Regions from separate parts of the Homo sapiens genome. Here region 2 is linked to region 1. Evidence: chromatin loops called from intact Hi-C (ENCODE). Cell type or tissue: A673. All regions are shown on one strand. Links, peaks and the distances in the headings refer to the core of each region. The heading gives the core; the rest is flanking DNA. Region 1 has its middle 110 kb from the start of LINC01243. Region 2 has its middle 12 kb from the start of LINC01243.

Evidence for each region. A loop is a pair of places that touch in the nucleus more often than their neighbours do. Peaks named below come from ENCODE experiments on the same cell type or tissue, not always from the same donor. Only the 100,000 strongest peaks of a DNase experiment are listed, where the experiment ranks them.
Region 2: a loop joins it to region 1, with 2.3 times the contacts of the local background. A loop is called at or near these places in 1 of 110 quality-filtered maps.

The regions. Positions count from the first base shown.
Region 1 is chr9:31,485,134-31,497,745 of GRCh38, reverse strand. No RefSeq gene overlaps it. Among named protein-coding and RNA genes, the nearest start is that of LINC01243, 110 kb to the right of the region's middle. In A673, for the core only: no CTCF peak of the experiment used is centred there; no DNase peak of the experiment used is centred there.
Region 2 is chr9:31,387,681-31,400,292 of GRCh38, reverse strand. No RefSeq gene overlaps it. Among named protein-coding and RNA genes, the nearest start is that of LINC01243, 12 kb to the right of the region's middle. In A673, for the core only: no CTCF peak of the experiment used is centred there; DNase peaks (open chromatin) are centred at 6,132 and 6,842; H3K4me3 peaks cover 472 bases; H3K27ac peaks cover 405 bases; H3K27me3 peaks cover 865 bases.

The DNA.
Region 1 (12,612 bases), core at 1,627-9,626:
TAGTTTTTTATAGCAGTATGAAAATGGTCTAATACAGTAAATTGGTACCATAGAGAGTGGGGTACTGCTATAAAGATACCCAAAAATGTGGAAGTGACTTTGGAACTGAGTAACAGGGAGAGGTTGGAACAGAGGGCTCAGAAGAAGACAGGAAAATGTGGGAAAGTTTAGAACTCTCAGAGACTTGGAAGGCTCAGAAGAGAAGAAGATAGGGGAAAGTTTGGAACCTCCTAGAGACATGTTGAATGGCTTTGAACAAAATGCTGATAGTGACATAGACAATAAAATCCAGGCTGAGGTGGTCTCAGATGAAGATGAGGAACTTGCTGAAAACTGGAATAAAGGTGACTCTTGATATGCTTTAGCAAAGAGGCTGGTGACAATTTGCCCCTGCCCTAGAAATCTGTGGAACTTTGAACCTGAGAGAGTTGACTTAGGTTATCTGACAGAAGAAATTTCTAAGCAGCAAAGTGTTCAAGGGGTGGCCTGGGTGCTCTTAAAAGTATTCAGTTTTATGCATTCACAGGGAGATAGTTTGAAATTGGAACTTGTGTTTAAAAGGGAAGCAGAGAATGTCTGGATAATTTGCAGTCTGATGATGTGATAGAAAAGAAAAACCCATTTTCTGAGGAGAAATTCAAGCCTGCTTCAGAAATTTGCATAAGTAAAGAGGAGCCAAATGTTAATCACCAAGACAATGGGGAAAATGTCTCCAGGGCATATCAGAGGTCTTCATGGCAGCCCCCCCACCCTGCCCCATCACAGGCCTGGAAGCCTCAGAGGAAAAAATGGTTTCATGGACTGGGCCAGGGCTTTGTTCTTTTGTGCAGTCTCGGGACTTAGTGCCTCATGCCCCAGCTGTGCAGCTCTGGCTGAAAGGGCCAAACGTATAGCTTTGGCCACTGCTTCAGAGGGTGCAACCCCCAAGCTTTGGTGGCTTACACATGGTGTTGGGCCTGCAGGTGTGCAGAAGTGAAGAACTGAGGTTTGGGAACTTCTGCCTAGATTTCAGAGGATGTATGGAAATGCCTGGATATCTAGGCAGGACTTTGCTGCAGTGGTAGAGTCCTCGTGGAGAACCTCTGTTAGGGCAGTGTGGAAAGCATATGTGGGGTCGGGGCTGCCACACAGAGGCCACACTGGGGCACTTCCTACTTAAGCTATGAGACTAGGACCACCATCCTCCAGACACCAGAATAATAGGTCCACTGAAAACTTGCACTGTGTGCCTGAAAAAGCAGCAGACAATCAACATCAGCCTGTGAAAGCAGCTAGGAAGATGCTGTACCCTGCAAAGCCAAAGGGGCAGAGCTGCCCAAAGCCATGGGAGCCTACTTCTTGCATCAGCGTGGCTTGGATGTAAGATATGGAGTCAGAGGAGATCATTTTGGAGTTTTAAGATTTAATGACTGCCCCTTTGGATTTTGGATTTGCATGGGGTCTGTAGCCCCTTCATTTTGGCCAATTTCTCCATTTTGGAATTGGAGCATTTACCCAATGCCTCTACCTCCATTGTATCTTGGGAGTAACTCAATTGTTTTTTATTTTACAGGCTTATAGGCAGAAGGGACTTGCCTTGTCTCAGATAAGACTTTGGACTTGGACTTTTGGATTAAATCTAAAATGAATTAACAATTTGGTGGACTGATGGGAAGGCATGATTTGTTTGAAATGTGAAAAGACGAGATTTGGAAGGGGCCAGGGGCAGAACAATATGGTTAGGCTTTGTGTTCCCACCCAAATCTCATCTTGAATTATAATTGCCATACTCCCCATGTGTCAAGGGAGAGACCAGGTGGAGGGTAATTGAATCATGGGGGCACTTTGCCCCAGGCTGCTTTCATGATAGTGAGTTCTCACAAGATCTTTTGGTTTTATAAGGGGTTCTTCCACCTTTGCTCAGCACTTCTCCTTCCTGCTGCCTTGTGAAGAAGGTGCCTTGCTTTCTCTTCTCCTTCTGCCATGGTTGCAAGTTTCCTGAGGTTTCCCCAGCCATGCTAAACTGTGAGTCAATTAAACCTCATTAATTTATGAATTACCTAGTCTCAGTCATTTCTTTATGACAATATGAAAATAGACTAATATAGATTTTTATTTGAGGAAAGTGAGCTATGCCTACATTTCAAAGCCTCATTAGATTGGGCTTCCTTCTGTTGTTAATTTACTTTTAACCTCTTAGCTTTCTAAAGGATTCTGTTAATAGACTTATAAGTGAGAGAATGTAGCTCATTCTCTATGCCCTGATCTGAGGTTTATATGATAATTATTGTCATAATTTTACCACCCTTTTTAGAGTTTGCTGAAATGACATTGTGTTAACTGAATTAGCAAGTGGTTGTGAAGTTTATTGAGATTTTGGATTGTAGAACAGGGTTCTTTAGTACAATTTAAAGTATTGACAGATAATTTGAATTTTATTGTACTGCCAATAGTATTCTGGTGAATTTTAGTTTATAAATAACATTGTGTATCCTAATGCATTTATTCCAGGTATTATAATTAATAGAAATGTTTTCTCTTATTTCAGAATATTTTATTTTCTCATATATTTGGAGAATTTTATTTCAAAGTCAAGACTAGTTATTTTAAAGTCTTATCTGTAGAATAGTTGAACTGGCAAAATAATGTCTTTTTAAAATAGATCTCCACAAAAGATATGTGGATAAAAATAGCTTAATATTGTTAAATATATTATTAAACCCCCTGAAATCCAAATTAATAACTTTTAGCTTAATTGGGTATAAGTTCAGTCCTAGAAAAATAAAAAAGATTCCCTGTGTTGTTGATGTGTTATATTTTCAAGGTGTTAGCCTTGAAAATAATAATCTTATTCTTATTTTGAAACAATTATTTCTTTTGCATTTGAAATACATGTTTGAAAACTAGAAGTTTGGTAGAACAACTTAAAAGATTAAAACACAACATCTTAAAATCTGGAAAAATTATGTTCTAATCACATTCCAGCCTTTAATATCTCACATTCTTTATAAAAGCATGCATAATTATCCCACAATTCATTAGCTTGCTCTTCAGCATTTGACACAGTTTGCATAGAACATTTTGCTATTCTAATCTTGGTCTTTCATAGCTAACAAGAGAAAGTCCTTTTATATTTCAGTGATTATATAATCTTCCTTTAGTGGATATGACTTTCTCCTATGTCCTCAACAAATTACTTACAGCAAGACATAGTTCATTCGCCAGCATAAGCCAGCATAATGCAAGATACAAAGTTTCTTCTAACTTCCAAGAGAGTTCAATTCTATTCCCCAAACTCAGAATGCATTTGGAGATATACGTGTTTTTAAGGGGACCAAAAAATTACTAAGGAATTCTTGATGCAGGTTGTTATTCATATAATCTTATCCCAAACTCAAATTTCTTTCAGGTGGGAAATTTTATCTGAATAATTCAAACAATTTTATCTAATAGTTCAATTAATTTAGTTTGGGGAAAATATATTTTCTAATGTCAGTCTTTCTATTATGCAGGTAAATTCATTCATTTACATTATGCTCAAAAGCAAACATTGATAGCATTTGTTTTGTATATTTTCTGCCTGTGAACACACATGAAAACACACACACACACACACACACCATTCCAATTCATTTTTTTTTGTATATTCTAGAGTTTCAAATTCTGAACAGCCTTGCTCAATTATATAAACAAATCTGTTGATTTCCATATCAGTATTTGATATTTGCCCTTATTTACACCAGCCACATATTGATTCATTGAGGTTAAATATTATAAAATGTGTAATTAATGTTAAAAGTCCTTAATGTTTTAATTTATGTCTAGTGTTAAAAAATGTGGATCTATAAAAAGTCAGTGATACTGAATATCTGTACTTCAAAGAGGCTATCTCTAGTTGCCTATTTTTGGTTCTGATCAAAATTTCAATTAACCAATTAATGTTTTTTGTTGTTTTTTGTTCGTTTATTTGTCTGTTTTTTGAAAGGGAGTCTTGCTTTGTCACCCAGTCTGGAGGACAGTGGCGCCATCTCTGCTCACTGCAACCTCTGCCTCCTGGGTTCAAGCGATTCTCCTGCCTCAGCCTCTGGAGTAGCTGAGATTACAGGCACGTGCCACTATGCCTGGCTAATTTTTGTATTTTTAGTAGAGATGGGGTTTCACCATTTTGGCCGGGCTGGTCTCGAACTCCTGACATCAAGTTATCCATCCACCCTTCTCGGCCTCCCAAAGTGCTGGGATTACAGGTGTGAGCCACCAAGCCCAGCCTCTATTGAGCCAATTAATATGTTAAATGTCACAGGAGAAGACATGTTAAACTGTACATCATTTCTTTATATTTTTAAGCCTTCTGCCTGAAAAATTTGAGAATATCCCTAACCTCAAAAAGATAAATTTTGAAATTATCAAAGGTGTAAACTCTATAACAAGGTTGTGATTGAACAATTGAGTCCCTAAGCTGTTGTTTCATATACAATATAAAGTAAGCCAATATGTACTGCAGGAGGCCTGTGAGCACAAACACTCCACAGAGGAGTTGATATGGAGGGAACATTGGAAATGCTGATTCTAGAATGCTTAGGGGTAGTGGAATCTTTGTGAAACAAACTTTAATATGCATGTCAAAATGAGTGGGAGGGCCTGAAGCTATATTAGTTGACTTCTAAAACAAACTCCCTTGACTCTGAGTTCATGCTTATAAGAGGAGATTTCTAATAATTTGGTTTCCTATGGAAGTAGTTTATAGCATTCTATTACAGTTCCCTATACATTTATCAAGAGGACTTACTCTGTGTCCAGCATTGTGCAGGCATTATTGAGATTCATCAGGCACCGAGGAGACCCATGATATTGCATTCTGATGAGGGAATGATATAGATAAACATATAGACACTTTCAAAACATTCTTAAGGGCTATTAAAAAAGCATGCTAAACAACATTAGAAACTGTATTCTAAGCATTTGAATATGTGTGTTATTGAGTGAGTAAAACTACATTTATACATAAGCGTGTATAGAAAAAAATCCTATAATTATATAAGCAATATGAGTGATTAAATCTGGGAAGAAGAATGAGATGGCTTATGAATGAATTAAAGATCACTTTATTTTACTTAATTCATTTGTTTTTTTCTTTGTAAAATAATGTGAATATACTCATTTTCTTGAATATATATTAATGCATGTGTGCACACACATAAGAAGGGGGAAAGAATTCTAAAGAATGAGTAGGAGGAAATCCTGGAAAAAGTGCAGTGGATGTTTTTCAAGCTTTCCAAACTGCTTCTGTCAAGACTCATAAATTAGAAAGAATGCAAGTCTTTCAAGGGGCTGCAAATTGTTTAGTAGACCCGGATGTAGAACTAGACATGGGTAGTGAGAAAGTGAAAAATGACCCTAGCAGCTCACTGCTGGAAGCTAACAGTTTGCCTTAATTGTCCCAACTAAACATAAACAACTTTCTTAGAATAGAACCAATACTCAGGCAAGGCCACTCTGTGACCACACTAGAATAAGACAAAGAAAGGACACCTACCTTGCAATCACAGTAACTAAACATCCCCTTCCAAAGGCAAGCAAAAGTGACTACTGTTTCTTTACTAGTGATAATTTTAGCTCCACTTTGAATGCCTTGTCTTCCAGATTAAAAAACATGTAAGGATATCCAGTCATTGACTTGTTCCTGGTACTTGACAACATCCTATCCAGAATTGTCTGCACTTCTCTAAATCTGCTTTAGAATCTCTCTGCACATGTCGGAATATTATCATAAGCCTCTCCTAACTTTCTTTGACAAAAGCGCTGTGTTCCTCTGATGTGTATTCTCCCTTGCTGCAGGAAGCTGCAATAAACCTTAATAGCTTTGACTAAACTTGTGTGGTGGCCATTGGTTAGTGGGCTTTGATGATAGTTGCAGATGAAACCGTATAGTTAAGCTGGCGTGAGGTCACAAAGATCACACTAAAATGTACAATGCCAAGGAAATAAAATTTAATTTTTATCTGTAGTCATGGGAAGATGTAACCCATAGAAGGGAGAATTTTGGAATTGTTTAAAACATCAATCTACTGATAATATAGAAAATAAGTTGGAGTAGGCAAAAGAGTGAAAGGAAATAATTTAAGGGGAAGCTTTAGCAATCCGGACAAGAGGTGAAGGGGACCACAGTTAAGGACTGCTAGTGTGGATATTAAAAAGTAGACAGAGAATAAGTGTAGGGCTTGGTAACTGGTCATCACCATATCATGTATTCAAAACCAATCTGGAAGGAACACCTCTGGGGATGGTTGAATGATTAATTGAGTAGCAGTTTGAAATCCAGGAGGCAATTCAATCCATTGATCTCAAACTCAGGAGAGATATTGGGGCTGGAAATACAGATTTGGTTGCCACCAGCAGAGGGATGACAATGACAGCCATTGAATTTTTGTGACATTTATAGATATCCTACACTGAATGAACCCAGATGGTTCTGCTATTCTAGTTTTTGCTATCTCCTTCTAGCAACTAGCTAATTGAGGTATTCAATTATGAAACATAAAATGAAACTAAATAGGATAATTTGTACCTGCTTTAAGATGACAAGTAAACTAGATTCAGTTGATTCATAGCTACAGATCAGCTATGAGATAAAATAATACATATTCTCTCCTATTTTTGAATCCAAGTTTGTAGGCAGGAAAGAGTTAGGGATATAATTGTTCAGTTAATCTTCCCAGGCCCAAGGAAACCCATGACAATGTTGGGGTTCAGATAAATAGATGCAGGAATGGAGGATTTTCCTTTGGAAGAGATCTAAGCCTTTTTCCTTTTCTAGGCGCTATTACATGTATGAGAGAGTGACAGTTTTAAGTAGCTACAGGGAAGGCAATCTTGGCAATCCATGGTCAGAGGATTTAATTCATTTCCACATGCATTTCACTCCAAATAATTTTCTCAAGACAGCCAAGATTTGAGAGGCAAATGGATCCCTCCAGGGGAAAATGTTCTTAGCACAGGATTAGACAAAGCTTTTGTTCAGCAATCGTCCCCTGACCCAGTAGCTGTAGAACACGAGAATTTATTATTTGAATTTATCCTTGTTTATTTCTTAGTCACAACTTTGGGCAATATGAAAGAGTGTGTTGTAAGTATAATAATATTGAACATTCATGCAGTAGACATACATTACCTACATTGTCTTATTTAGTCATCATCGTAACCTCATGCATTTATTAACATGTAATCCTGATTTTATGTTGACACAGCTGAGACTTAAATAAATTATCTGTTATAATATAGTTACTAGAAAGACTCGATATTTTTAAGGTGTCAATTATTCCAAACTTGATCTATAGATTTATAGATTCAATGCAATCCTAATAAAAATCACAGCAAGTTATTTTGTGGTCTTGACAAAATGATTTTATAGTTTATATGGAGAGGCAAATGACCTAAAATAGCCAGCACAAAATTGAAGGAGAACAGAGTTGTAAGACTAACTCTACCTGACTTCAAAACCTATTATAAAACTACAGAATCAAAACAACATAGTACTTTTGTAAAAAATAGACAAATAGATCAATGGAACACAATACAGAGTACAGAAATAGATGCATACAAATATAGTAAACTAATCTTTGATAAAGCAGAAAAAGCAATATGATGGAGCAAAGATGTTTTTGTTTTTCACAAATCATGCTGAAACAACCAGACATCCATATGCAAATAAAAAAAAAAAGAATCTGGATGGAAACCTTATACCATTAACAAAAATTAACTCAAGATGGATTATGGACTTAAATGTAAAATGTAAAACTGTGAAACCTCTGTAAGTTAACGTAGGGAAAAGCCTAGATGACCTTGGGTATGGAGATGAATTTTTAAATACAACACCAAAGGCACAATCCATGAAAGAAATAGTCGATAAGCTAGACTTTGTTAAAGTTAATATAGCTAGTAGATATTAGAACTGACTCCAGAAGTAGAAATCTTAAAAACTAAACTTTTGTTTACATAGTGTAGAAATTAGTGCATAGTCTTTCGATGATCCTCAACCTAACCATTATCTTTTTGTATTATCAATCTAATCATTATATTGTTCTTATTTGATAGTAATCAGTTACTTATAGTTTATGATCAGTTATATAATATCAGTGTCTGCCAAATTTTATACTGGTATAAGTTAACCTCTGACATTTTACATATGATAGTATTGTGGTTTTATTTATTTTATTTTTATTTTTATTTTTGAGACGGAGTCTCACTCTTGTACCCCAGTGCAGTGGCGTGATCTCAGCTTATTTCAACCTCTTCCTCCTGGGTTCAAGCAATTCTCCTGCCCCAGCCTCCCAAGTAGCTGGGATTACAGGCGCCCACCAACATGCCTGGCTAATTTTTTTATTTTATTTAATCTTTTTCATAGTAGAGACAGGGTTTCACCATCTTGGCCAGGCTGGTCTTGAACTCCTGACCTCAGGTGATCCACCTGCATTGGCCTCCCAAAGTGCTGGGATTACAGGTGTGAGCCACCGTGCCCAGCCGTATTGGGGTTTTAATTTCTCTCTTAGGAAAAAATCATAATTATCTTCCCTTTTCCTTTAATTTCATCTCAAAATTGGAAAGTTACTGTATAATCACTTTTCCTCTCATGTATATTCTCTTAAATACAGAGGCTTTTAACATAGATGCATTGACCTCTTCTTTTTCTGTTGTTTATTTGGTTTTAGCACCTATAGCCTTGGTCTATCACTCCACATTCTGTTTTCTCTTAGATCACAACTGGTATTCTATCTGCAGATCTTTGTGTGCTGATTTAAAATGCAGTTTTGGGGGCCCCACATTACATTTACTGAATCAGAGTCTCTAGAGATGAGGCCTATGCATTTCCAGTTTTAACAAGGACTCTAAGTAAGTCTTATGCACATTATAGTTCGACAACCACAGCTATAGGGAGGAATGATTGGATATAATTTTCTAGATGTTTTACCCAGCTGCTAATCTTTAATTATATATGATTAAAATAACACAAAATTTGTTTTTATTTTCTCTGAAATTGCAGATAATACATTATTACTCCACACACCTTACAATTTTTGCAAGATATTTTCAGAAGCATATAATTAGTATAATAGCATAATCATACAGACAAAACTCAAGTGTGAAAAGATACATTTTATTTAACATATGATTAAGTGTTGGAATTCACAAACAGGAATTAACACTTTAAAGACAAAGAAGATTCACAGCTATGAACACAGAGGTTAAAAGTTATATATGGAAAGGGAATGAAGGAGAAGAAACCAGGCATTTCTCACCGTATTATCAGAAAAAGTCAGAGATTGTCTTTATTTTATGGCTAACCTAACCCAAAAGGGAGGCAAAAGATAAGACAATTATATAAAGCAAAGGCAGAATCATTCAGTTTATCAAGTTCCTTAGATGAAAAATTATTAAATAATCAGGCTCACCACTTTCAAAGCTAATGGAAACGTAAAGTAAGTTATAGTAAATAATATAAAGGATACATTAGTTTTATATTATAGTTAGGTAAGGAAGTGGAAAGCATATGAAGATAAGGTGGGAAGAGGAAGCCACAGAGGCAGAAAATAAGAGGGCAAAAATATGAAGGTTTACAGATTAGCCATCAGTGGAAAAAGCTGAAGGAAGAAAGCATCTTCCAAAGCTGCCATAATAGTTGTCACGTAATATCAATTTCCTTCTTCTTTAGTAGCAGATTCTCAATATTTCTTAGGGACTTGATGTTTTCAGCTAAATGACACTACTTCCCAGTCTTTCTTAAATCTAGACATGGCATTGAGACAAAATTTGAACCGATATGAGATAAGGAAACCATAGAAGGCGGCTTTCAGGGAGCCCTTTTAGCTGGGAGAAGCATCCTTTATCCCTCCCTCTTTCTTGGTCCTGCTCCTGGGAAATTGGGGAGGGGTGGGGAGCTTAAGAAACGCTCTTGTACCAGGAAATATATTTCAGCACAGCCCGGGAGCACATAGCATGCTCCCATTTCCCCTCCACAGAAGTGGCACTGATTTTGCTGCTGAGGATATGCAAAGGTGACAGGTCTCAACATTTCCTCCCTGGTCTGGGGTGGGTAAGGGCACCTACCAAGCCAGGGAAAGGCTTGTTGGCAAACTCTAGGAGTTGGTATCTCAGAGGAATGCCAAGCTGTGACCATACAATTCAGGCATGGACTGACAAACTGGATTGAGGGTCTATCACTGAAGCCAGCAAAACCCATATGCCAGGGAGCAGTGGAGGTAGGGTATCATGGGGCTTGCAGTCAGTCCACTGCTTCTCCATATCTCAGCTGCGGCATCTATACCTGGGCCATGCAAAAGTGTTCAGCCTCCCTGTTCCCTTCCTGGGCCAGGAGTGGAAGGAGTGGAGGCAGTGGCAGTGGCCAAAATTGCAAAGGGCTTGTCAGCAACCTCTGGGAGTTGTACTCTCAGAGGAGCACTGAGCAGTGTTCTGGTGGGGGTGGGGCAGGTGCACTGGGAGCCCAAGCCAGCAAGCCCTATTTGGCAGGGAGCAGTGGAAGTTGGGAGTCACCTGGTATGCAGTCTGGCTGCTCCTCAGTGCCCTGGCTGTGGCATCTGTCCTGGGGGGGTGCATAAAAGTGCCTGGCCTCCCTTTTTGGCAGGGTGGTGGCAGCTGGTGCTGGGCTACTCAGGGATCAAAACCCTGTGGTGTTCCATGTAGACTTGAGTGGTGCCTGTGCACCGGCTCTAATTGGCTCTCTGTGTTGGTCTAGAGGCCCATGGTAGATCTGGGGGCTCTCCTGTGCCTAGGATTAATGAGGTCTGTGGTGGAGGTGTGGATCCCTGGGCATCTCTCACTCACTCACCCTTTACCCACATTAAGGAGCCTCCCCAGTTTTGTGCTGGTCCTGGGTCAGCAGCTGCCTGGCTTTACTCCTCTCTGCTCTCCAGAGTTCCCATTGTTTCCCTGGTGAAGCCCAGCATGATCTCTTAGATGATCCACTTGAAGAGTTAATAAGTACTTGCTATCTTGTTTCCTCTCCATGAGAGAGGCATGCACTAGCTGCTTCTAGCCATTCATCTTGGATCTGCAACATAGTTATTTTAAATGAGGAATTATTTCTGAAATCCAAAAATAGAGAGTTAAGTACCAGGACATTCTGTTGAGCACAAAGAATTGAATTCGTGCTTTTACCTTTGCTTTCTCCAAATCCTTACTGAAATTACTACAGTGAAAGAATAGACCCACAGGAACAAGAGAATGGGAGAGGGTATGACTGCAACACATTTGTGGAACTGGGAAAACAGGTAAGTATTCAGTGACTTCAAATGCTAGAGAAATTTGAAATCTAAACTAGCAGTCACGGGAATGCAGAAGAGAGGTAACCCACTACCTGGCCACAGAAATGTTCAGATGTAGAAGACAACAAGGATCACTGCAAGTGGAAATGCAAATGGAGGTTTTTTGAAAATTTGTGGAAGATGTTGTTTGTTACCTGATTCTGTTTTACATTTGGTACAGCTGGCAACTAATCTTGCACAGTACCTGCAAAAGAAAGTTCACTGTATCAACAAACTAGAGGAAATTGGCTTTGAGCAATCAAAACATGAAATAATTAAAAATAAAACTGAGATATTTTTCCAAGAGTAGAAAAATGAGCAAAGAGATGGAGAGTAAAAGAAAAAAAATGAAATTAGGAAATAAATTTAGGAGGCCTAGCATCTGAAAAATTAAGTTCCAGAGAGAACTGAGAAAATGGAAGGGGGACACTTATCAAATACTTTTAACAATTTTTGAAGAACAGAGAGCATGCACTTTCAGATTGAAATTAAATGTCTAGAGAATTGATTAAAAAGCCATATCATAATGGTACTGAGTGTCTCCAGAAGCCATACTAGAAACTAGAGAAGACAATGGAGCAATTAATTACAATCTGTTTTGAACCTAGAATTCTGTAGTTGGCCTAATAGAAATAGTTGTAAGAGCAGATTGGAGACATTTGTGGATATTCAAAATACTCCTTTAGCCTTCCTTACACCCTTTCCAAGGACGCCACTGAAAGAGGCACTTTGTCAAAATGAGATAATGAATTAAAAGAGGAAAATGTATTATCATAAACAAGGGGCTAGAACTACAGCTAAGAGAGAATCTCCAAAGAAGGAAAATGAAGAGTGAGATAACAGCCTTGCAGTGAGTTTGGAAAAACAGCAGCTAAGATTTGAGCAGAAGATAGAAGATTCCAGGAGGGATGTTTTCAAACAAATGTCTAATAGGATATGTGATGGTTTTTAATGTTTTAAGATGAAGTTCATAATTATGAAGGGCAGCTTAGGAATCAGTTATTGGTATGTTAAGATACAAAGAACAATGCAAACAAAACAAAAATAATTATTACTGCAAGAAAATAAGTTGTATATAGAAACAAATTGAATCATGATGTGCTTCCGCAATAACTTTTACTTGTGTAATAAAGACATTGACACCAAAAACTGCCTTTAACAACCATGATTACATAATGCAGTTGAGGAAATGGAGGAATGGGAAACGTGTTTTTGAGTTTGGTATGTAAGAAACCAGCTGCATCCATGCCAGATATTTTTGGAAAGTGAAAACCAAGAAATAGCTGTGTAAATATCTTATTTAGAAACATACAGACAA
Region 2 (12,612 bases), core at 3,127-11,126, 99 kb after region 1:
TATAGAATAGCTCAATTATGATCTTCTTGTTGCCTCAGAGAAAACTGAAGCTAAGTCTAATTGATAATTAACAAGAGGCAGAGACAAACTTCAAACTCATGCATGTCTTATTACAGAAACTAACCTTGAAAACATTTCCCTGTTCCTAAAATTCAAGAAGCATGAACGCAAAAAATAAAACATCTTTCTTTTATTTCCATTAGTAGTGGAGAGCTGCTGCCTTACATAACCAACTTAATGATGGCCACATGTGATCAACGTATTGGGTAGTAAAAACTTTGAAATGGATGTGATTTCTATAGTAAAATATGTCTTGTGGATATATTAAAATTTTAACAAAATGTGTAAGATGAATATGCTTGAATTATTAGATTAGCTATATTAATCAATACAAGCCATTAAGAATACTTTGGTTATAAGTTACTTGTTTATAATCAGTAGTTTGGTCTAAACATTTAATTTTAATTACTATCACTAATCCCCATCCCATTTCAATTGAAATCATGAAAGAAATACCCCCCATAAAGAAGAAAATGTGCGTTGGTACTTGAAACAGGGAAGAATAACTTTTGTAAGCCAGTGAAATGAAACATTCTATTGTTAAAATATCTATACTGGGCAAGCAATCTACAGATTCAATGCAAAATACCAATGACATTCTTCACAGAAATTAAAGAAAAATACTAACATTTGTATGGGACCACAAAAGATCCTGAATAGCTAATGCAGTCCTGAACAACAACAACAACAACAACAACAAAACAAAAAACAAAACTGGAGGCAGCACACTACTGATGTCAAATTGTAATACAAAGCAATAGTAACCAAAACCAAACTGGTACTGGTGTAAAAACAGACACATAGACACATATAACAGGACAGAGAATGCAGAAATAAAGCCAAGCACTTTACAGACAATTCAATTCAACGAAAGTACCAAGAACATACAGCAGGGAAAGGACAGTCTCTTTAATAAATGGTGCTGAGAAAACTGGATATCCATATGCAGAAGAATAAAACTAGAACGTCATCTTCTATCACATGCAAAAATTGACACAAAATGGATTAAAGCCTTAAAAGCAAGATTTGAAATTATGAAATCATTAGAAGAAACACTGGGGAAACCTTATAGGACATTGACCCAGGCAAAGATGTTTTGTGCTAAGACCTCAAAAGCACAGACAAGAAAAGTAAAAATAGACAAATGAGATTACATCAAATTAAAAAGTTTCTGCACAGCAAAGAAACAATTGACAAAGTGAAGAGACAACCTACAGAATGGTAGAAAATATTTGTAAACTATTCATCTGACAAGTATTAAGCAGATTATATAAGGAACTTAACTTTGTAGCAAAAAGCCAAATAACCCTATTAAAAATGAGCAAAAGACCTGAATAGACATTTCTCAAAAGAAGACATACAAATGTCCAACAGGCATATGAAAAAGATCAGCATCACTAATCATCAGCGAAATATAAATCAAAACCGCAATGAGATATCGACACACCCAGGTTAGAATGGCTGTTATTAAAAAGACAAAAAGTAACAGATGCTGACTAGGATGTGGAGAAAATAAAACTCAGCTCTGCTGATGGAAATGTAAATTAGTACAGCCATTATGGAAAACAGTATGGAGATTCCTCAAGACACTAAAAACAGAACTAGCATGTAATCAGCAATCCCACTGCTGGGTATATATCCAAAAGAAAAGAAATCAATATATTGAAGCTTCAGTTTCTTGAAGTACTATTTGCAATAGCAAAGATATGAAATCAACCTAAGTGTCCATCAGAAGATGAACTGATAAAGATAATGTGGTATATATACCTATTGGAATATTATTCAGCCATATAATAGAATGATATTCTGTCATTTGCAGCAATATGGATGAAACTGGAAGTCATTATGTTAAGTGAAATAAGCCAGGCAAAGAAAGACAAATATTGCATGTAGTCACTTACATGTGGAAGCAAAAAAAGAAGACCTTAAGGTAGAAAGAAGAATGATGGGGGAAGCGAAAGAGTGAGGGGGAGATGAAGAGAAGTTGGTTAATGGATACAAATATACAGATAGAAGAAATAACGTCTAGTGTTTGACAGTACAATAGGGAAAATATAGGTAACAATAATTTACAGCATAGTTCAAAGGAGCTAGAAAAGAAGAATTGTAACGTTCTCAACTCTAAAGGTAAATGTGTGAGGTGATGGGTACCCAATGACCCTGATTTAATTATTACACATTGTACACATTTATGATAAATCACATGTGCCCTCAAAATATGTACAATTTTGATATATCAAAGAAAATTCTGATTTTTTTCTTGAAAGATATCCTCAAGTGAATCTATATTTGAGAAAGAAATACTGAGCTGTAATTCATTATAATGAAAACACATGGGGACTAGAGAAAAAACAAGTTATTTCAAGCTCATCTGGTTTTGTGTGCTACAAACTATCGTTTAGATCAAGCTATTGGGCATTATGCAATTGCATATCTTGACTGTATAAGAACTAGATATGTGACTGTGGAAAGCATACCTGGAAGTAATATATTGAGAATATAAAATATTGATCCCTAGCAACCTGGGTACCACGTAAAGCAACAGCACTTTCACAGTGGTTTCCTGATAAGGACAAAAATGTCAATGAAGGAAGCAGGAAAGTTCCTTAGCTATCACCAAGGTTCCTTTGAAACAAGCAAAAAAATTATGTGCAGATCAATGAAGTTACTTTTCTTATGCCAAAGGCTAATGTAGTAACAAATTGCCAAACTGAAGCTATAGGAAACCTAAAAGAGATGGATAAAACAGAAGAGTTAAAGCAAATTTCACTGGAACAAACAAGAAGCAATAGAAAATTAGTTAATGGTTGTGATTCTAATAGTTAAGAGTTTTCATTCATTTACTGATTTTCTTCATTTGTTAGCAAATACTTAATGAATTACCAATTGATACCAGAAGCTATTCTAGACACTGAGAGTGCAGCAATAAACAAAGCAACAGAGTTCTACTGCAAAGAGTGTTAAGTAGGCAATAGACAAATTTATAAGATGCTTTGTTGCTACAAAGAAGAGTAAGAAAATGAAGAAGTGGGTGCTCTATTTGGGAAGATATATTAAAGGAATCTTGATTATTTTTTAATGAAAAACTGAATTGCCAAATTCAAAACAGAAAAGAAGGGGTGAACTGCAGGTGAGATACTAAAAACACAAAAACAAACAAAAAAATTGAGTTAGAAGACCAGCCTGAAATAATTGTGTGTGTGTATGTACACACATGTGCTAAATTCAAGGAGAAGATGTAATAGAAAATAATATTACTAAGTTAAAGATAACGTGGACTATCTTGATGGAATGAGCTCACTAATTATAAATGCAATTAATGAAACTAACCCCACTTCAAGATTTAGTGAAAGGTCATTTTCATTGTGTATTTACTATTTGCTGAGCACTAGTCTAAGTTCTTTGTGCTCTCTCTCTCTCTTTCTCTTCCTTTTTTCCCTCTACTTCTTTTCTTTCTGTTATTTTTTTCTTCAAATAATTGTATAGAATAGCCCAATTATGATCTTCCCTTTGCCTCAGAAAAAACTGAAACTTAGCATAATTGATAATTAACAAGAGGCAGAGACAAGCTTCAGACTCATGCATGCCTTATTATAGAAATTAAGCTTGTAAACATTTCCCTGTTCCTAAAATTCAATAAGCATGAACACACACACAAAATAAGTTTATCTACAAAGGAACAAAGCAAGTAAACTAGACCTTATTCCATGAAATGTGGGAACCAGAAGGGGATATGCTCACAATTATTTCTAGAAAGATGAGATTGAGGAAAATTTTAAATTGAGAAGTCCATTTGGAAAAGTTATCAGTGATATGTAAAGTCAATAGAAATACAACAAAGATATAGAAGGACTATAAAAATATGCCTCCACAGTGTCATTTTTGATTTATCAGAAGTATGTCAGGTGACTCAGAAATGAGTACAAGGTAGAAAATAAGAATGAGAAAGAGATGACATAAAATAAATGTCAGTATAAGGAAAGCAGAAAACTTTGCTCTTAGGCTTAGTAGGAACATTAAATTTAAAGTGAATGTCAAAAATAATTGATGAGAGAATACTGAGATAGTTAAAATTAATAAAAATATAAATATCAAAGATATCTGAAAGCTAGGAAACACTGAATGGTAAGATGAGACAGAGAAAGCAACACATTCTGAAATGCTGAAATGTTCAAGCTACAGAACTGGTTTTAATAGGTATGCTTCCTTTTTTACTTTAATAGAGAAATATGTTTATATAGTCATAATTTAAAGGTAATAACAAGAAAAAAAAGTGCAGGTATTTAGTCCCTAGATAAAATGGAATCAACTGGGCCCAGCGCGGTGGCGCATGCCTGTAATCCCAGCACTTTGGGAGGCTGAGGCGGGTGGATCACGAGGTCAGGAGATCGAGACCATCCTGGCTAACACGGTGAAACCCTGTCTACCAAATATGCAAAAAATTAGCCGGGCGTGGTAGCGGGCGCCTGTAGTCCCAGCTACTCGGGATGCTGAGGCAGGAGAATGGCATGAACACGGGAGGCGGAGCTTGCAGTGAGCAGAGATCGCGCCACTGCACTCCAGACTGGGTGACAGAGCGAGACTCCATCTCAAAAAAAAAAAAAAAAAAAAAATCAACTGACAGCATGAGCAAGATATCAAAATTTAGAACTCATAAAATGGATGAAAATTGAACTCAATTAGGAATGAGAAAATATTAAACGTAAAATACAATGATGATATTATTATTATTATTTTGTTATCAAATAGACACAGGGTCTCGCTCTGTTGCCCAGGCTGGAGTGCAGTGACACAATCACGGCTCACTGCAGACCTGATGTTCTGGGCTAAAGAAATCCTTCTGCCTCAGCCTCTGAAGTAGTGGGTGGTATTATAAATCGCAGAAAAAAAATGTAATTTGGTACAGGACAAATTAAAATCTGCAAAGAGAAGAAAATAACTTCAATCTAAAACAAAAGTAGTTTAAAAAAACTCACAAAGAAGAAATACAAATTTATAATAAACTACAAATATTTTAAATCTCACCAGTAATCAATAAAAAGGCAAACTGAGGCAAATTCTTAATTATAATTAAAATTAGCATGGCTATTTTGGTGTTAGAGCATATGAAAACTTACCTGTTATCAATAAAGACATAAAATTGTGCACACTTTCAGGAGTTAATAGTTTTATAAAAATAACTTAAAAAATAGTTATCAAAGTAACTTTTTTCTGTTTTGTCTTACAAAAATATTGAGACATGCTTAGAATGTTTTATGTACTAATACTTTTCTTTTTAAAGTAGTTGTAGTGTTGAAAAATGGGCAACAACCAAAGTATTTAACCATTGGCAATGTTTAGTTAAGTTTTGAGATAGGAAAATGTTAATGTATAACATAACCATTAAAGTCAACTTTTGTAGGATATCTTATACTGTTGGAAAAGAGATTATTATAAGTAATATTAAGAAAAGAGGTACAATCTAAATATATATAGATCATAATACTAATTTTAGATCAGATACTTTTATAGTTACACATATGTATACAATTGCTGAAAATAGCTTATCTCTTTGTGCTAAGAAATTGACAATTCTATTTTCTTCTTACTTTTCTTTTTGCTGAGGAGGTAAAGCCAAAAGCAACATTTATATTCAAATGTTGTAATAAAAACTGTTATTAATCTAAAAATAAATGTGTTGACCACAGTAGATATCAAAATAATAAAAGTGACTCTCACCAAACATGTCATCAGATATGAAGACCATAGTGCCTTAATTTTCAGGGTCTTCTGCAACTCATGAGAAATCACCTTCTCTAACTGATACAGAAACTACAGTAGAGTTCACAGTGTGGTAATTGTAACACATAATCCCTGAAACTGGAACAGAGCCATGCTCTTGTAAATAATTTGACCTAAGTCCAAGAAAATGTACTTGCTAGCATCAAGGGTTTTCTAAATAAAGCTACTTGGAAGACTCCTGGGATTCCCCTGAAATGAGCCACTTGACATAATTTTGCCCTATATCAGTAGAATAGCTGTAAACTAAAGATTTTGAAACATGTGATAGCTTTTAAGTTCTTAGCACGTTTATTAGAAGATGTGGCTATGCAGCTGTTATGGGTATTTAAGGAGCTGGGGAACATCCAAATTACAGCACCCTTCAACGGAATGAATTATTAAGAGGCTGTAACAACAATAGCAGTTGTTAGAGCAATGCCCTTTCTCCATAGATCTCACAAAGAGCCTAGTTAATATTACTGGGCCTCTGAAATGAGTAGGTAGCAAGGAAGATTTCTCCACTTACATGTAATAAAAGTATGTCTCAAGAAGCACCAATCACAATCACAAAATTATGTAGAAGGCAAACTAAAAATATTTGTCAACTATCAATGCATAGCAGGAAAAGCTTATTGATTGTTACTGCATATAGAGGAGAGTGGTGACTGCCAACAGTGAACATAGGTTCACAAAGAGCTAGGTTTATTGCAATAATATGCACTTTCTGGATTTAATGTCCTTAATGGCAGCAACTAGGCTGTTATATCAGAGAAATACTGAAAAAAAAAAAAAAGGTTTGGATTTCAGAAAGATATCTGACAAAAATGCTAAGTAAGTCCTTGTGAAAAAATTATTTGAGACTTATTTGTGAGATGTTTTGCAGAGAATTATAACATGACTAAATGATCTTATCTAGTGAACTGCTTTAAGAATGGAAGTCAACCACAATGGACAGGAAAGAATCTAGTTTTATATGGCAGGATTTGATTGCTTGTTGCATCACATGTTAAGCATTTTTTATCATTACTGTGAATGAGGGCTTACATGACACAACAAATTGTCAGATGACAGGAAACTAGAGTGATAAAGGCCACATGAATTGAGATATTCAGGATCTAAGATAACCTCAGGGGGCTGTAACATTAGAGGAAGTAAAACCAGATAAATTGCATTATGAATGAATATAAAAAGAAGCACATTTATTAACAAAAAAGTCTGAAGAGGTAAAGCATTGGCTAAATTTTAATGCAACTGACTTCAAATCTATTATAAGCCCAAAGTAAAGTGTGGCAATCGATACATAATCAAGTAGAATCATAGATTGCCTTAATAGAATAAAATAATGACTTTGATGGGTTTAATAACAAAGCAACTACTAATAATTTAAGTATGTTTTTATTCATTTATTGCTTTCATATTTAGAATAGTGCTGTGGATTAGGGAATACAATATAGCAAGATGAGTTAGAGATTTCTTTGGATTTCTTTGTCACTCTATGTTTATCTCACCTTTTGGGATGTACACCTTTTCGGTGGATAGGCCCTGTTCTCTTTATGTCAAGAGAATGTAGGATGATTTGTGAATAATTCACATTATGAAAGTATGTTCTTGACATCACACTAAGAGCAGGATTTTCACTCAAGTAAGTGGAGTAAAAGTGATGCAATGGGAAAATAAATGGTGGGTTTCCTGAAGGAAATTAACCCGTATGGATACAAAGCAGTGTTGGATTTTAGGTGATACTTGCTCCAGCCCAGACAATTATGTCAAACCATTTGAGCAGGATGCAGAACTCTAGAAACTATACATTTAAAAGATAATTTACAAAACAGGTGTTATTGAGAGACTGGGCTCTCAATAAATTTGAAAAACATATTTCTTGGAAAACAAAATGATTATTTATGTGAAAAAACTTTTTAATATACAAAGGGATTAAACCTTCCACTAATTTCCCATTTCAATGAAGCAATTAGGATGTTTATCGTAGAAGGGAAAACAGTAAGGGCCAGGCGCGGTGGCTCACGCCTGTAATCCCGGCACTTTGGGAAGCCGAGGTGGGTGGATCACGAGGTGAGGAGACCGTCCCGGCTAACACGGTGAAACCCTGTCTCTACTAAAAATACAAAAATTAGCCGGGCGTGGTAGCGGGCGCCTGTAGTCCCAGCTACTCAGGAGGCTGAGGCAGGAGAATGGCGTGAACCCGGGAGGCGGAGCTTGCAGTGAGCCGAGATCACGTCACTGCACTACAGCTTGGGCGACAGAGTGAGACCCCGTCTAAAAAAAACAAAACAAAAAAACAAAACAACAGCAACAAAAAAACCAGTAGCTCACATGACAAAATATTTCTGATACAAAATATTTTTCAGTACATAGAATGACCAACAAGAAGCTGTACAATCTGTCCCCATGTACATCTCTTCCTCCTTTCCTAATAATTCCTTCACCCTTACTCGATTCCAGCCACCAGAGTTTCTTGAACCCAGACTTGGCAGTATCTTTTAGCATTTTGTGGAGTACTCTTCTTTCAGAATGCCTTATGGTTATCTTCACCATTTTAGGTTGGAACTCATATATGTCTCCTCCTTAAGAGAAAATTTTCAAATTGCTTCAACCTAAAATTCCTGACTCCTCTCCCCACCTTAAGTTTTTTTCTTCTTTGTCCTCAACAGCACCCGGCACATGCTATGTTGTTCTTATTGTGTTTTACATCAGCCTCCCCTAACTAGAAGATAAGCCCTTAGAGCATGGAGAGTTTTGTCTGTTTTGTTCACTATTGTGTTTTCAGTGTCATAATAGTTCTCTCCCACATAATATACAGCTAATACATATCTTTTATGAAATATAACCTATACATTATTTTTAAAATCTGTATAGTAAATACAACTGTTCCATTTTGGTAGTTTCATTTTAGGGAAAAAGGCTGTTTTTGTTTTTGCTTTTTTGAATATTAATATTAAAGGATAAGTCAAACATGCTATATTTTATAAACAGACATTATATGAACAGCTGCTAAATTAAAATATATTGGCCTTTACAATATTTTCAATATAATGAAAGCTCATTCAAAGACAGCTAAGTCTACATTAATATCCATAAATTACGAATTATTTTGGAAACTGTGATGTTTACATTCTTGTATTACAAAATAGAATGATAACTATAAAATAAAACAACAGGAGAGAATAAATGAAGATCTTTAATTTGCAGTCAGCACTAAATCCCCAACACTAAATGCGAATTGGAACCTCATGAATAGGGAAAAACTGCTAGAACAAAATGCCAGAAATTGATTTCAGAAAGCAGTTAGTTGCCTTCCCCCTGTACCTCTAAACTGTTGATTTTTTTCTCCTCTCTCTCTAATACTGCATTTCAGAAATATTACAATGTGGTTAGAACTACAGAGAATGAAATGAAGAGTGGAACAGGTATCATAATTTTGTTGTTGTTAGAACTCTCCTTTTACTGTTTTTAGCTCTTCCTTCTCCGTTTCTGCCTCTTGCTCAGTATGTTTTACTTCCTGTCATATGTCTTTCCCAGATTCTTGATGAACCATTTCTCTCAGCTCTCAGCAGTGCCTTTGATACACAAAAGTGAAATTGTTTAGGAAGATGGATGCATTCAGTGTGAGAAACGGCAAGCAGCCAAAGAGCTGTCCCTGAGTGACAGATAGTTGACAGAAGGCCGTGGACCTTTTATAGAAAAAGACAGGAAGCTAGGATTCTGTAATCAACTATACAAGAGGCAAGAAAGATGGTCCAGAGTTTCGATATAACTGAAAGCCTTCTGTGTGGAAGGTCACGAATCTCAACCTTCTGAAGATTTACCAATCATCAAACTCTAGAAAGACACCTCTTTGATTACTTGATCTGTATTTCCCTTTTCTCTGACTCAAAGTCACACAGCTCTCATGACTAGCAAGTAATTTGCCTTCCCCACTTCTAAATTGTCACTGGTTAGCTGCCATGGGCAGAAGCACCTGCTGTGACTGTCTTGCACTGGAGAGACTTTTCTCTGGTATTTACATCAGTCCATTGAGCCATTTCTGCTTTGTAGGTCCCACAAAACAGCTTGATATATTTCCCTCTTCTGGGAACGTACAACTTTTGCAAAGTTAACTGCCAAAGGAAGGTAGGTGGTTGGTTGGAGGGATGAGTATTATGTGTCATTTCCTCAACTCATAAAGTCGGAATAAGTCAGAGATTCTAGGGTCAGGGTGAACCTTATTTTTAACTGCATAGCTCACCTGCAATGATCTGCAAATGGCTGTTATCTGGGAAATCTAATCAGAAAAAAAGAAATAAAGAGAAAGAGAGACAGAGATAAAAGCAGGCATATAAGCATTATATATGTCAGAAAATTATAATTTTCATGTAGAAAATTAAGGAAAGATAAGATGCTTGAGGGTGATGCTAATTAATCTGACGTAGCTTTCTCTGACAAGGTGATATTCAATGAGAACTCTCAGTTCCTATCCTATATTATGCCCTGCTAATATGTAAGCTCAGTAAGGGTAAGGATTTATTTTTATTCATACTCTAAATTAATTTCCTAGAACAGTGCTGACACATATTGATGATCAAAAGTATTTGTTTACACTTTTGGTAAATTAAATAATATTATCTTCAGGCTTATCTTTCTAAAAGAGCATGCATTTTTGTAATGTACATTAGAATATTTCTATTCAAATTTTAATTATATGATCTCTTTCTAAAAGTTTAATCCTTAGCCATCAGATATGGCTAACTAGAGCTATTCATTACTCCAAAATTTCTGTCTTTTTGTTAAAAACAAAAAGAAATCCACAGAAATGACAAATCGATACAATGGAAGTAGAGACAGTCCTTTGCCCTTTCAGATCAACTCATTTTATCTGGTGTCCTTATCTTCCTTTTGGGGAGTGTCTGTTTTGGTGCTCATAATGTAGCATAAAATTCTCTTTTTGATGAATTTCATTTTTCTCTTGAAAGGAAAGAGTGCCATGGATAGCACAGTCAAACCAACCTTTTTGGCATCTACTTGTCAGATATGTGACTTTCATACAAAATAAGAAAGCAAGAATAAAGGCAAGAGGGCATTTGAGACCTTTAGAGATTAATAGGTTTTAGAATCTTTCCCCTCCAAGTTATTAATGCAAATTGACCTAGTTCAAAGTGGTCAACGTGAAGCATTTCTGTGGTATGTATTTAAAATGCTATTTCGGTTTCAAGAAGTAGTGTCTAAAAGCCTGGAGAAAAGATGAGTAAGGCAATAAGAAGGTCAGCAGAAGACATTCAAGGTTATGGAACTGGAGTACGTTTTCAAGCCATGGACAGTGCTGAATTACTTTGTTTTCCTAAGTATTTAAATAAAACTAATCTACATATGTTTGCAGATGACTTATATTCACATTGTAGGCAAAATTTATGAAGTGAATATGGGATCATTTATAACCTTCATCTTATTTCTTAAAATTGATGCCTTGCTATAGATAATAGGTTTAAAGAAGTAGAACATTTTCTTTTTTGAGGTTAGCACAATAGAAATTAAAATAGGAAAAATAATAAGATGCTGTTTATATTTTGTATAGCAAGAATGCATGTGATTTTTGTGACTCACCTCTGGGGGTTGTCCAGATTAGGTCACGCAGTATCTAAGTTTCTGGGAGGAGGCAAGAAGCTATTATCAGCATGATTATACAAATGTAGCTTGACAGCAACTTTTAATTCTCATTCTTTCATTGCTTTAGGGGACAGCAAGCATAAATATATCACCAATAATTGTGATTTAGTTGAAACATTCTATAGAATTTAGGCACAGAAAAATGGCATGTCAAGTGCGTAGTTTGTAAACACGTATGTGCATGCATATACCTGGGAACTCACAGGTGTTTTTACTTTGACATATGGCATTAATTTAGCTGACCTTTTCTTACTTTCTGAAGAGTAAACTTACATAATTTCAGATATGTGGAACAAATAACAAGATAAAATATTTATGATTTTTCTTTTTTTAATGTTTTAAATATATTTTTGCTATTCTGATTTCTGGTGTTCATACAGAGTTTGTAATTTAATAAACATTCACTCATTGCTTATTTTTCCTTTATTACTTAATTTTTAGGACATGCAAAGGGTTTATAAATTATATACATATACACGATATATGTAACTTTATTATTTATTTATTACATGTTACCTATTACATAGTTATTAATTACATTTTATAGTGTTTCTTCCTAGAGCACTAGTTTTCAAATGCGTAATACATTTAAATAACTAATCTTAAATTCAAAACATGCTTAGAATTTCAATTTGTAAAATACAGAACATAGCACAGGCCCCTCAGCTTTTCAGTATATTATACCTTTTTACTAGGGACAGGTAGGTATGGATTAAAACAGAAAAAATAATATTGATGTTAGATCCTATTTTAAAAGTGGGCATTCTAAAGTAGAATCCACCTCTTCTATATCATTAAATAAATATGTAAATTAAGTTAACTAGTACGTATCAAACTCAATATTTTTGTTCTTTTAGTACAGTTTACACATATAAATATGCTGTCATAAAGTAAGTTTTAGAAAAAAAGATACAAGTTTTCCTAAATGAAAAAAATAAAGAGTAAACACACAGTGAAAGACTTTATAGCAAAAAACCCCACATCTCTTTGCCCCATAAGAAAAGCCTTTATTTTAATGAGCACCTAAAAAAAGAGAGGTTCAGAAAGGTTAAAAATAAAAGGCACATAGAAAACCATTGTGGCCATTATCTTATCAGTCTTATATAAATCAAGCCAAAACAGTATTATGTTATA